3 separate regions of the Homo sapiens genome follow, and all the other regions are linked to region 1. A link is a loop called in an ENCODE intact Hi-C map of the cell type or tissue named here. Cell type or tissue: heart left ventricle. All regions are shown on one strand. Links, peaks and the distances in the headings refer to the core of each region. The heading gives the core; the rest is flanking DNA.

Evidence for each region. Peaks named below come from ENCODE experiments on the same cell type or tissue, not always from the same donor. Only the 100,000 strongest peaks of a DNase experiment are listed, where the experiment ranks them.
Region 2: a loop joins it to region 1, with 3 times the contacts of the local background. A loop is called at or near these places in 27 of 110 quality-filtered maps.
Region 3: it touches region 1 in a loop (3-fold over the local background); 7 of 110 quality-filtered maps call a loop at or near these places.

Annotation. Positions count from the first base shown.
Region 1 is chr4:185,207,591-185,211,147 of GRCh38, reverse strand. It overlaps SNX25 (sorting nexin 25), which reads right to left and starts at 1,550. Exons shown (of 19, transcript NM_001378034.2): 1 at 893-1,550. The coding sequence starts at 1,321. It also overlaps a transcript of CFAP97 not described here. RefSeq lists silencers at 742-931, 1,002-1,161, 1,272-1,851. In heart left ventricle, for the core only: a CTCF peak has its summit at 1,481; DNase peaks (open chromatin) are centred at 877, 1,179 and 1,587; H3K4me3 peaks cover 1,767 bases; H3K27ac peaks cover 1,373 bases.
Region 2 is chr4:185,596,144-185,599,700 of GRCh38, reverse strand. All of the region lies in intron 24 of SORBS2 (sorbin and SH3 domain containing 2), which reads left to right. Among named protein-coding and RNA genes, the nearest start is that of SORBS2-AS1, 10 kb to the right of the region's middle. In heart left ventricle, for the core only: CTCF peaks have their summits at 1,716 and 1,919 (motif pointing right); a DNase peak (open chromatin) is centred at 1,940; H3K27ac peaks cover 993 bases.
Region 3 is chr4:186,036,463-186,040,019 of GRCh38, reverse strand. No RefSeq gene overlaps it. Among named protein-coding and RNA genes, the nearest start is that of TLR3, 31 kb to the left of the region's middle. In heart left ventricle, for the core only: CTCF peaks have their summits at 1,481 and 1,682 (motif pointing right); no DNase peak of the experiment used is centred there.

The DNA of each region.
Region 1 (3,557 bases), core at 458-2,957:
ATGATCATTAACAAATATTCTTATGAAGTTGAGCCACTGCCATTTATCTTACCCCAAAGCGCTTGGGCAATTTCATTAGAATGATGGTATCACTCAGTCAAGCAGTGAGTGTTAAGCTGGGATAGAATAAAGTTCCCTTTAAAGGATTATGAGAAGGAATGTGGAAGAAAGATGGGGCAGTGGGTTTGGCACTGAAGAAGAGAAGCGCTCATTTAAAACACTGTTCTTTCCTACATTCCCTAACCCCCGCCCTAGTGTCCCACAGCGCGCTGAGGATGGCTTTCCTTTTGTTGCAAACCAGTGATTTCTGGCATCCCCCTTCCAAATCACAGAAGCCAGCGGGGACTGCACAACTATAATACGTATCCGCATGGTGGAAGGCAGGATAGGGTGGTGGGAAGGGTACGCGGGCTTGGGGGTGAGGCGCTGGGCCAGGGACCGAAGCAAGTTTCCTCATCGGCAAACGGTCATAAAGTTGCCTCCCACCGAGAACGGCCAGAAGAACCAAGCGGATCGCCAGGACCGTGCGCAGAGCCTGCACGTAGCGAACGCTGTGATTCCCTTCTTCCCCTCCCACGGCAAGCGACACCGAAGGTCTGGGGACACCCTTAGGGTTGTGACTGAGGATGGTTGTCGAGTGACTACAGAGCCCAGTAAATAACGCGCATCTCCTCCAGCACCGCGGAGCGCGGAGCCCGGAGCCCGGAGCCCGCCGCGCGCGGGCGCCGGGGAACGCTCGCGTCCACGGCCGGGCCCGCAGCCCAGCCCCCTGGCTCCCGGCTTCCCGCTTCGACAAGGGCATGCCGCGGCCCCCCGGAGCTCGGGGCGCGGGAGCTGGCACCGGAAGCGGGGAGGGCCGGCGGAGCTGGGCGGCCAGGAGTCGGGTACTTACCCCCGGCGGGCGGCGGGCGGCTGAGGTCGCGGCCAGCCGGCTCCAGGCGGCGGCGAAGTCGGGCGGCTGGGCGCGCGGGCTCCGGCAGACGAGGGCAAACAGGATCCCCAGCAGGAAGGCGGCCGCCGCGCAGCTCAGGTACAGGCTGAGCCTGAACAGGACGGAGCTCAGCCCCGCGGCCCCCGCCGCCTCCCCGCTGCCGGGCCCCAGGAAGGAGAGGGCCACGGCGGCGAGTGCGGCCACCGCCACGGGCTTCCACCAGCTCCGGCCGCCCGGGGCCCCCGGCGCCGCCGCTGCTGCTGCCTCCGCGTCCCCCGGGGACTCCGGCCGCCGCTCGCCCCTGAAGCCCGAGACAGGACGGCCGCCGGCGCCTGCGGCCCGCGCGGGGCTGGGGCCGGCGCCGCCACTGTCGGTCGCATCGGGGTGCATGCTGCTTCCTGGGCCGCTAAGGACAGGCACATCTCCTGCCCCCCGGTCCCCCGCCGGCGCTCCGGAGGCAGGGGGAGCCCGCGCTCATGCCTCGCCCGCGGCCCACCGAGGGAGCGGCCCCCGCAGACGCCGCCGGGCCCCTCTCGGCGACCCCTCAGCGCCGCCACCAGGCGCTGGGCCCGTAGCTGCCGGGCCGGGCGCAGCCAGGGAGCCCCACCGTGTTGTGACTGAAGCCTGGCCAGCCTGACGCGGGCGGGGCGGGGCCGCCCTGAAGTGCGTGTCGGGCGGGGCCCGGAGCCACCGCGGCCGCTGAGTGACAGCCGGGAGGCGCCCACCCACAGCGCGGGGGCGGGGTCCGGGCCGGGGCCCCACGGGGAGAGGGCGCGACCCAGCGCGGTGCACACCTCTCTTTCCCACGCTCCCCTCCTCCTCTACAGGATGCCGTCTGTTCATGGAAAATTTTGCTGCAGGTGTCAGCGGCGCTGGTAATTCCTGAGCTCAGGTGATCCCGTAATTCTCCCTCTCCGCTCATCACTGACGAGTAACCTCTTCGCTTTGCTTACAGCCGGCAAACATTTCTGCCTGGTTTTCACTCGCTATTTAAATAGGCAACCGTTCCCGAGACTCCCTGTCACAGTTTCTAACGACCTTCCCTTTCCCACCCTGCCGCCTTAGGGAAGGAATCAGACACGTGCGGTGGAGTAAGTGAAGCCTGCAATTCCTAGCTATGGAAAGGTCCAAAGAAGTCGGCCTGGTGCAACAGGGTGCACGCAGCTGCCCATAATCACTTTGGCTCCACTTCTGGTTTTTGTTTTGTTTTGTTTTGTTTTTTGTTTTTTACCAACTATTCAGTTCAAATGCTATCAGCCACGCAAAGGAACGTGGTCCAAATAATTTTTAGAGTATATATTTGCCTTTTCTTCTGTCATAGTCCCAGCCAGTAATATACAGATAACGCTTGCTAAGTAGATGCCAATATGCTACTTAAACACTGGCAATTACTGCTAAGACTAATAAAGAAGCAGATGTAGCTTTTGCTTTTAGTATCAATTGGTATTCATGGGCATTTCATTCTTTCTTTCTTTCTTTTTTTCTTTTTTTTTGAGACGGAGTCTCTGTTGCCCAGGCTGGAGTGCAGTGGGGCGATCTCGGCTCACTGCAATCTCTGCTTCCTGGGTTCAAGCCATTCTCCTGGCTCAGCCTCCCGAGTAGCTGGGATTACAGGCACGCACCACCACACCTAGCAAATTTTTGTATTTTTAGTAGAGACGGGGTTTCACCATATTAGCCAGGATGGTCTCAATCTCCTGACCTCGTGATCCGCCTGCCTCAGCCTCCCAAAGTGCTGGGATTATAGGTGTAAGCCACCGCGCCCGGCCTCATTTCATTCTTTCTTAAACCTTCTAAGTCAGAAATGAAGAGTGCCTCATGCTAGATGTGACTTTGCCATGCCAAGGGGATGATCAAAATAAGTTACCAGTTTCCTTTCTCCTCCTTTTTTAAGAAAATAGGGGCGGGCACGGTGGCTCACGCCTGTAATCCCTACACTTTCGGAGGCTGAGGCGGGCAGATCATGAAGTTAGGAGTTCAAGACTAGCCTGGCCAACATAGTGAAACTTGAACCCCGGAGGTGGAGGTCGCAGTGAGCCGACATCGCGCCATTGCACTCCAGCTTGGGCAACAGAGTGAGACTTCGTCTCAAAAATAAAATAAAATAAATAAAGCAGTATGATTAATTTTGAAGAAGCCCTTTTGCCTCTAAAATAGTTGTTAATTTTCACCCAATTGGAGCCCCTCAAAGTGTACCCTACCAACCCAAATTATTCAAATAAAGCACAGTGGCTTGTTATCAACAACAACCAAATCTATGTTTTTTGATCATTTACATGCCGAGGACTGTATTCTGAATTCTTTATGATAAATTTAAATTAATTTTTCAATTTTAGCCCTAGCTCACCATAATAGTAACTAACAGCACTTACTGTGTGCCAGATACTATTCTAAGGACCAAACATACTTCATTTAATCTTCCCAGCAACCCCGATGGATACCATTATCTCCATCTACACAGCGGGGAACTGAAGCACAGGAGGTAAGATGACATGCTCAACATTGCAAAGCTAATCAATAACAGAACTAGGATTTAGTTGTTACTCCATGTGGTCCAGCTTCAGAGCTTGTGCATTGAATCGCTATGCCATGATGCTTCCTAAGAATTCTCTGATTTACTCATCTC
Region 2 (3,557 bases), core at 593-3,092, 390 kb before region 1:
ATCTGTCTCATGGTTCTACACTAAATCACTGCTTTCTAGTCACCGTTTCTCCTGCAAAGAAAAAACTGTTGCCAAGCATCTACAGTGCCGAACTCACACACTTCCGGTCATGTTTGCTTCTGTGTCATTCAATTTGGATTTTTTTTAAATCCATGATTCTTGTCTAACATCTTCTGTTTCTCTGGTGATGTGCACTACATCCTCTCAGTCTGCCTTTTGTCCCCATACTGCTGTCTGGATTCTATCCACTTCCTATTTCTTGCCAGCTCTGATTGAACTTAAAGGTCAAATTACTTTCCCTTAGCTACTTCGTTCCATAGTATCTACAGTACTTTAAAATACATGGACTCTAAATGGTACTTACTATCAATTCTAAGGAATGCAGCCAAGGAGTTTGGAAATTTTCATCTGGACATAAGTCAGGATTCCTTTCCTCATTTCTGTTTTAATGGACCCGGATTCAACCTTGACTGGCCTATCGCATGGCCGTGCTTCTGCATTTCAAGAAGTTCTCAAGGGCTTGATTTCACAGAAGTCTTCATTTTTTATTTCTAAAGAAAAGTCGATATTATTCTGCATTCATGCCACTTTGTGCTTTTTGCATTGCATAGGAAGACCTCATTTTGTTGCTGAGGCAGAGCTTTGTGTTGCCATAGAGACAGAAATGCCAATTTGTAGAGACTCTTAGACTCCCCCGAATGGCCTTCCAGAGCCAAAGCAAAACATAAGCTTCTTTTGCAGTGAAAAGGACCCATCTATAACCCTCCTGTGGGTCCACGAGATGGTATGCTTGTGTTCCCCTTAAGGTTTTTTTTTTATTTTTTGCCTGATTTTTACATTATGTATTTGTATGTCAGATTACACGTGTGTTTGTGTGAACCATAAATATTCTATTTTTTTAGATTTATGCAAAGTTGTGTTTTACCTTCATAATTTAAGAAGGAAAAATAAGCCTCTAGAAACATAAACGTGGTATTATTAGGAGAATTTCATCGAATTCTGGTGGGCAAATATGACAACTAATATTTTATAAAAAAAGATAAAAACACTTTAGCACTGCTTATATTGCTTTCAGAGATTTTTTTGCATTAGTGTTTAAAGTAACAGTCAATCCTTCTTTAAGAATTATTTGATACTAAATATAGCTAATCCTCCAGAGATAACTGCAGAAGCTTTGATAAATTAGACGGCTTTTCAACAGACTGTAGCTCACTAAGATCGGAAAGTATATATTTTACTGATGTTACAGACTCCATGATGTTTCAAACCAGCTTCCTTATGAACAGCAACTTGTGATTGGTTCTGGCTTTGGAAATTAGCATGTGTTTAAAACTTGTCTCTTTTGTATCCGTTTTTGACAACATTAAAAAATAGCTACAGAAAAATACTTACATAGTCAGGGCTACAGAAAAAAATACATATTTAGGATACGATGAAAACCGCAGCATGCTTCACTGGATTTTTCTCTTGTTCTACTCTTAAGATTCATCAAGGAAATATAAGCATAATATAATTCTTGTTCAAAATGCCCAGCACAGTGATTGTAATGTGTCAGTTGAAAGCCATCTTTCTAGGTTCAGCTCATGTAAGCCTCTCTGAATGTCACAAGTGTATATTGTTCTATATTTATCTTAAAACTGCTAAGAAGTTAGGGGAAATGGAAATGCCTGCACAGATAGTCAAAATAGAAATGGACACGGACCAAAAATGCTGGTGGCTTTACAAGGGATGCTTTCTCAAAAATTTAAAACGTGGGGAGGGAAGAACATGGTTAGGAAAACAGATGACTGTCTATTCCACATCACTCTGCGGCCTTTAAAATAGGCTTTTAAAATTTTTCCAGCCTTGGGAACTTGGATAAAAAGGGGCAGATAAAGCAGAAACAACTCTCAGCTTGTTGCTGCCATTGCTCACCACTAGGTGGCGACAGAGTGCAGCTGCATTACAAATCTCTGCTTAAGCGACTTGCCATTTGAGTTACATCACCAAGGGGAAAGGGCGAAAGACAGTCTCCCCAGATAATCTATTTACATCACCTTATAGGACATTTGCACCTACCTCAGCGTCAAAATTAAGATGCTGATTTTAGCCAAGGTAGGCCAAGTAGTCCATCATAGTAATCTTTCATGCAATAGCGTGCACATCGAAATTACCATTTTGTTTCTTTTTCTGTTTGTTTTTTACCTATTTGTCGTATTAAGAAATTATCCAGTATCTTTGGGTTTTGGTTTACCATTCTGCAAAATGGAGTTGAATTGTAACCATTATTTTTTTTTACGTGACCGAGACACATGAGAATTAACCAATCAATGTCAGTGTCCCAGCTCTCTGTGTAAAACTGATGACGGACACCTTTACACAGCAGAGGAAATACATCTGTGGAAATGTGTATCCTTCATGGAATCCCTGAGGGGACCCGATTAACCCTCATCTTGTCCAACTCATTGATTTCAGAGATAGGGAAGCTGAGGCATCCCCAAGGTTATATGGTGCTTAACGCCCAAAACAGAAAGACGCAGATGAGCCGTCTTAGATAACTGTTCTTGCTACTCATTCCCTACTAGTCAAATGCCTTTAAAATAAACTATTTCAAGTACTGTAATTAGTCAGCTTTCCTCAAAACTGTCTCCTAGTTATCCACATTAACATGGAGGTGATTCTTGTTAAAGGTAAGCTTTGAAAAGTTCTAAAACTCGCCATTATAAGACACACACAACTTCTCTGCTACGAAAAGTCTTGATTGATTCTGGCCTCAGGATGTGAACAGTATAGAAAACTGATGATTTGTGTGTAAAAAGAGGGGCAGGGTTTGAAAGATATGAAGGAAGGGAAAAGAGAAATTGGGAAACAGGTAAAAGCAAGGACGGGGGCCGGGCGCAGTGACTCACGCCTGTAATCCCAGCACTTTAGGAGGCCAAGGCGGGAAGATCACAAGGTCAGGAGATCGAGACCATCCTGGCTAACATGGTGAAACCCTGTCTCTACTAAAAATACAAAAATTAGCTGGGCACGGTGGTGCGTGCCTGTAGTCCCAGCTACTCGGGAGGCTGAGGCAGGAGAATCGCTTGAACCCGGGAGGCAGAGGTTGCAGTGAGCCAAGATCACACCACTGACCTCTAGCCTGGTGGCAGAGTGAGACTCCATCTCAAAAAAAAAAAAAAAAAAAAAAAGCAAGGACGGTGCTGGCTGCCCCACACAGGAACATACGTTCTCCAGCCATGGACGTGGGATCCAGGAAGCTGCAGGTTTGCAGCAATCACCAAATTTTCATAATGGTCAATGGGACAGTTCAGTTAAATGATTGATGAGGTGGGTTGAGTTAAAGGAATTAAACTAGTAGAATTATAATGATGATAACTAAAAAGGGATATACGGACTTTAAAAGTTGATTGTTTTACATTAATGAACAATTTGATTTTTAAAGTGGTATTCACATTTTAACAAAAGAGCAATGAAATGAAACTAACCAGTTTTACAAAGCATTGGATGCCATGATGTAGAAGTTGAAACTTTTACTCAATTTTAAAATATTAAAATGGTTTAAATGTGTGAAAACA
Region 3 (3,557 bases), core at 593-3,092, 830 kb before region 1:
ATCCTCCTCAGCCGGGAGCACTTCAGCCGCTTGAGTTTAAAGAGTGCTTGTGGAAAAGCCAAATACAACTAGAGAGAACATTTTCCCCAACGTCTGGTTTATGTTTTGGGAAGCTCTTGACAGGTACTAGCAGGAACAAGCTTCTTAAGAACCAGCTCAGTAGCTAAGGAAGGAGAGGGCTCGGCACCTCTCACGTTGGTGCTGAGGCTGCGGTTCGGCTGCTGCTTAACCAAGTCAGGGAGCCGAGGTTTCTGCAGGAAAGACTCATCGGCAGGGACCTGCTTCTCACGCGGTCCGTGTGCCAGCGGTGCTTGGTCCTTAGATGGAGGTCTCTGCGTCCTGGAATCTGGAAATGCTGCATGAAGTCACACTTTTCTTCCTTTGCCTCAGGATTCCAGTGTGTTCCGAGTTTTAAATGACCATTTCAGCCAGGTTGTACTTTTTGCAGCATTAAATGGTTACCTCTGGATAGATCACGCTCTTCTAATGAAAATGTCAGGAAATAGATTCAAGGTTACAAACCAAAAGAGGGCCTGCAGCTTTTAGGTTTACAGTTGGTCAAGAATTTAAAGCATTTCTGACAGAAAGAGGCAGCATTACACAGCAATGAAAAGCAGCGTTTTGTAATCAGAAAGATCGAGCTTCACACCATAGTTCTGCCTCTTGGTGACTATCTGTGACCTTGAGCAAGGTTATTCAGCTCCTTAAGCCCCAGGTTTCATATCTGAATAATGGTCGTGTCTACCTTAGGGGACTATTGTGAGGATTAAATGGAATAATGTGCGTCTACTTCTAGCATATAGTAAATACAGAGTGATCGTTATAATTAGTAACTTTCAGTGATAATTTTACTTTCCTATTTAATACATTTGATCAATATGCTTCTTATAATCAAATAGCCCTATGACAGTGTATTTTACTTAATGATTCATTTATTTTCACCAGATATAATTCCATGATTTAATATCCTTCCTTCTCTCTCTCCTTTCCTTCCTTCCTCTAGTTGTACATCAGCTTCTAAGTCCATAATGTAATTGTCAATGATCTCATGTTGCTGTTAAAGTTAACCTCTAGAAGGTTACATTCTCAGCCATGTTAGTTCTCATTGTACTAAGAGTAAAGTTTTTTGTTTTTATTTTTGAAATAGGGTCTTGCTCTGTTGCCCAGCCTGGAGTGCAATGGCGTGAGCATGGCTCGCTGCAGCCTTGACCTCCTGGGCTCAAACGATGCTCCTGGCTCAGTCTCCCTGAGTAGATGGGATGCACAACCATGCCTGGCTAATTATTTTTATTTTTTATTTTTATAGAGATAGGGTCTTACTATGCATAGGGTGGTCTTGAATTCCTGGGCTCAAGGGATCCTCCCATCTCAGCCTTTCAAAGGTCTGGGATCACAGGTATGAGCCACTGCACCCTGCTAGAGTTCTCTTCTATACCTGAACTTCCAGATGATAATAGGATCATAATTGCTGCCTTGCCCTAGATTTAGGGATTATCTTACTAACTATCGAGAAGATTCATTTGGTGCTAGGAATGCATAATCTTCTGCTTTGAAACACTTCTCACGGTTATGTAACAGGAGAGGCTAATCTTGCTATTTCTGGTTATGTAAGGCTGCCTGCAGCTCCTCTGGGCTGAGACGTCAAGAAGTGTGTCATTTCAAGACACAACACTAGATGGCGCAAAGATATCACCTTTTCCCATTTAAGTCCCGAAATTCGAAATTACTGGCAAAGCACAATTTCATTTCATAATTAGGTGATTAAATAAGCTAATTACAGATGCAAAGAATTAGACACTTGAGTGTTCCCTTTGCTCCTTCCCTTCCTCCTCGCTGTCCTCTCATTTTCCTCGCTTGTTCCTTTAGCATGCCTTGAGATTTGGGCTCTCTTGGAGGAGTAGAAAAGTCAGGGCTTTTCCTGCTGCCGAAACAGTGTAGGTAAAGGATCCACAGAGTCGATTTTCCTTCACCTGTGGAAACACTAGGGAATGGCATTGGTGTGTGCCTTCCATCGACTTTTGGGCTGCCTATCTTCCAGGTTATAGAAGGCCTTACTGGGCTTGTGGCCCTCTCTGCCCTGGTCCTTCCCATCCCCTGGCTGGGAAGCTCAGCAGAGTGCCCACAGGTCTGGATTCCAGGTGCTGCTTCCATCTGTGATTCCCGCCTGCCCTGCAGTATTGCTCCCTCTCCTAACAGCTCCATCTCTCCTATCTACATCCTGCCTAGAGGGGCACACCTGTGCATCAGCTCCCTAGTGTGTGCAATCAACAAATTGAGTGAGGTTATCTCCAGAATCACTTTCCCAGTCTAAAGAGCTTATAATTCTTTGAACCAGCTTATCCCTTTGTTCTTTTTGGGGTCCTAATTAGGGAAAAGGAGTCAGGCTGGTGGGACCGAGGGAAAGCAGAAAGAGGAAGCAGATAAGTTATGTAGGCTTGCCTTTCTTCACCAGGACCAGTCCTCCTATGAATATAACTCAATCGTCCTCTACCCACCTTCTCACCAGGCACGGGTAAGTGAGCTCCCTGTAACCCTGGTGTTATCAGTACTGCTCGTAGCCCTCTTCAGCACACAGCAGAAGCACAGTTCTATAAAATCCCCAGCCCTGCAAGACTTTGTTTCCTGGCAGTCAGCTCCTCTTCTGCTGGCCTACCTGTTGCCTTCTTGCAACATATTTTTATACTTTCTTTATTAAACCTGCCTTTCTTTACCTACAACTATCTTGATAAATTCTTACCCCCGTGCCACTGGCCCGGATAGTCACCAGTCACCCATGACATTCTTTTCCCTTCTGTTCCCTGTATGTCATGTCCCACGGCAACCTTCCACACTTTATTCTAAATAAGCACTCATTTGGTCAGTGACTAGGTTAGCAAGTGAATGAATGACCAGCTTCTGTGACCTCATCTGCCTACCTTCAACATTTCCTTTCCTGTCCTCTTCCCCACCCTGCCCCCCAATATGTGCTTTTCTTCATCATTTCACTGTCCTTCCCAGCAACTGAATTTAGAGTCTTCATTCCAGCTCCTCCTGCTCCATTCCTTCCTGCACTCTTTGCTGCTGTTCTCTGCTTGCTTCCCTGCTGTGTCATTTCAGTTGCTAGAGTTTTGTGTTTTGCTTGCCACATCAGTCTCTGGCTTATCTGCATTATATTCCTGCTCACCAAAATAGAATGACTGAGATATTGATTGAAGTGGCAGATTTGGATTCGCCTCAGCTCTGGTGTTAGGTTGTTCTTGGCTTGCTATAAAAAAAATACCTGAGACTGGGTAATTTATAAGAAAAGAGGTTTAATTGGCTCATGGTTCTGCAGGCTTTACAGGAAGCATGGTGCTGTCATCTGCTTGTCTTCTGGGCTGTCTCAGGGAGCTTTTACTCATGGTGGAAGAAAAAGAGGGAGCGGGTGGGTCACATAGCCAGAGCAGGAGCAAGAGAGAGAGTAGGGAGGAGATGCCACACACTTAACCAATCTCTCTGGAACTCACTGTCACAAGGACAGCACCAAGCCATAAGGGATCCACCCCCATGACCCAAAAACCTCCCACCAGACCCCACCT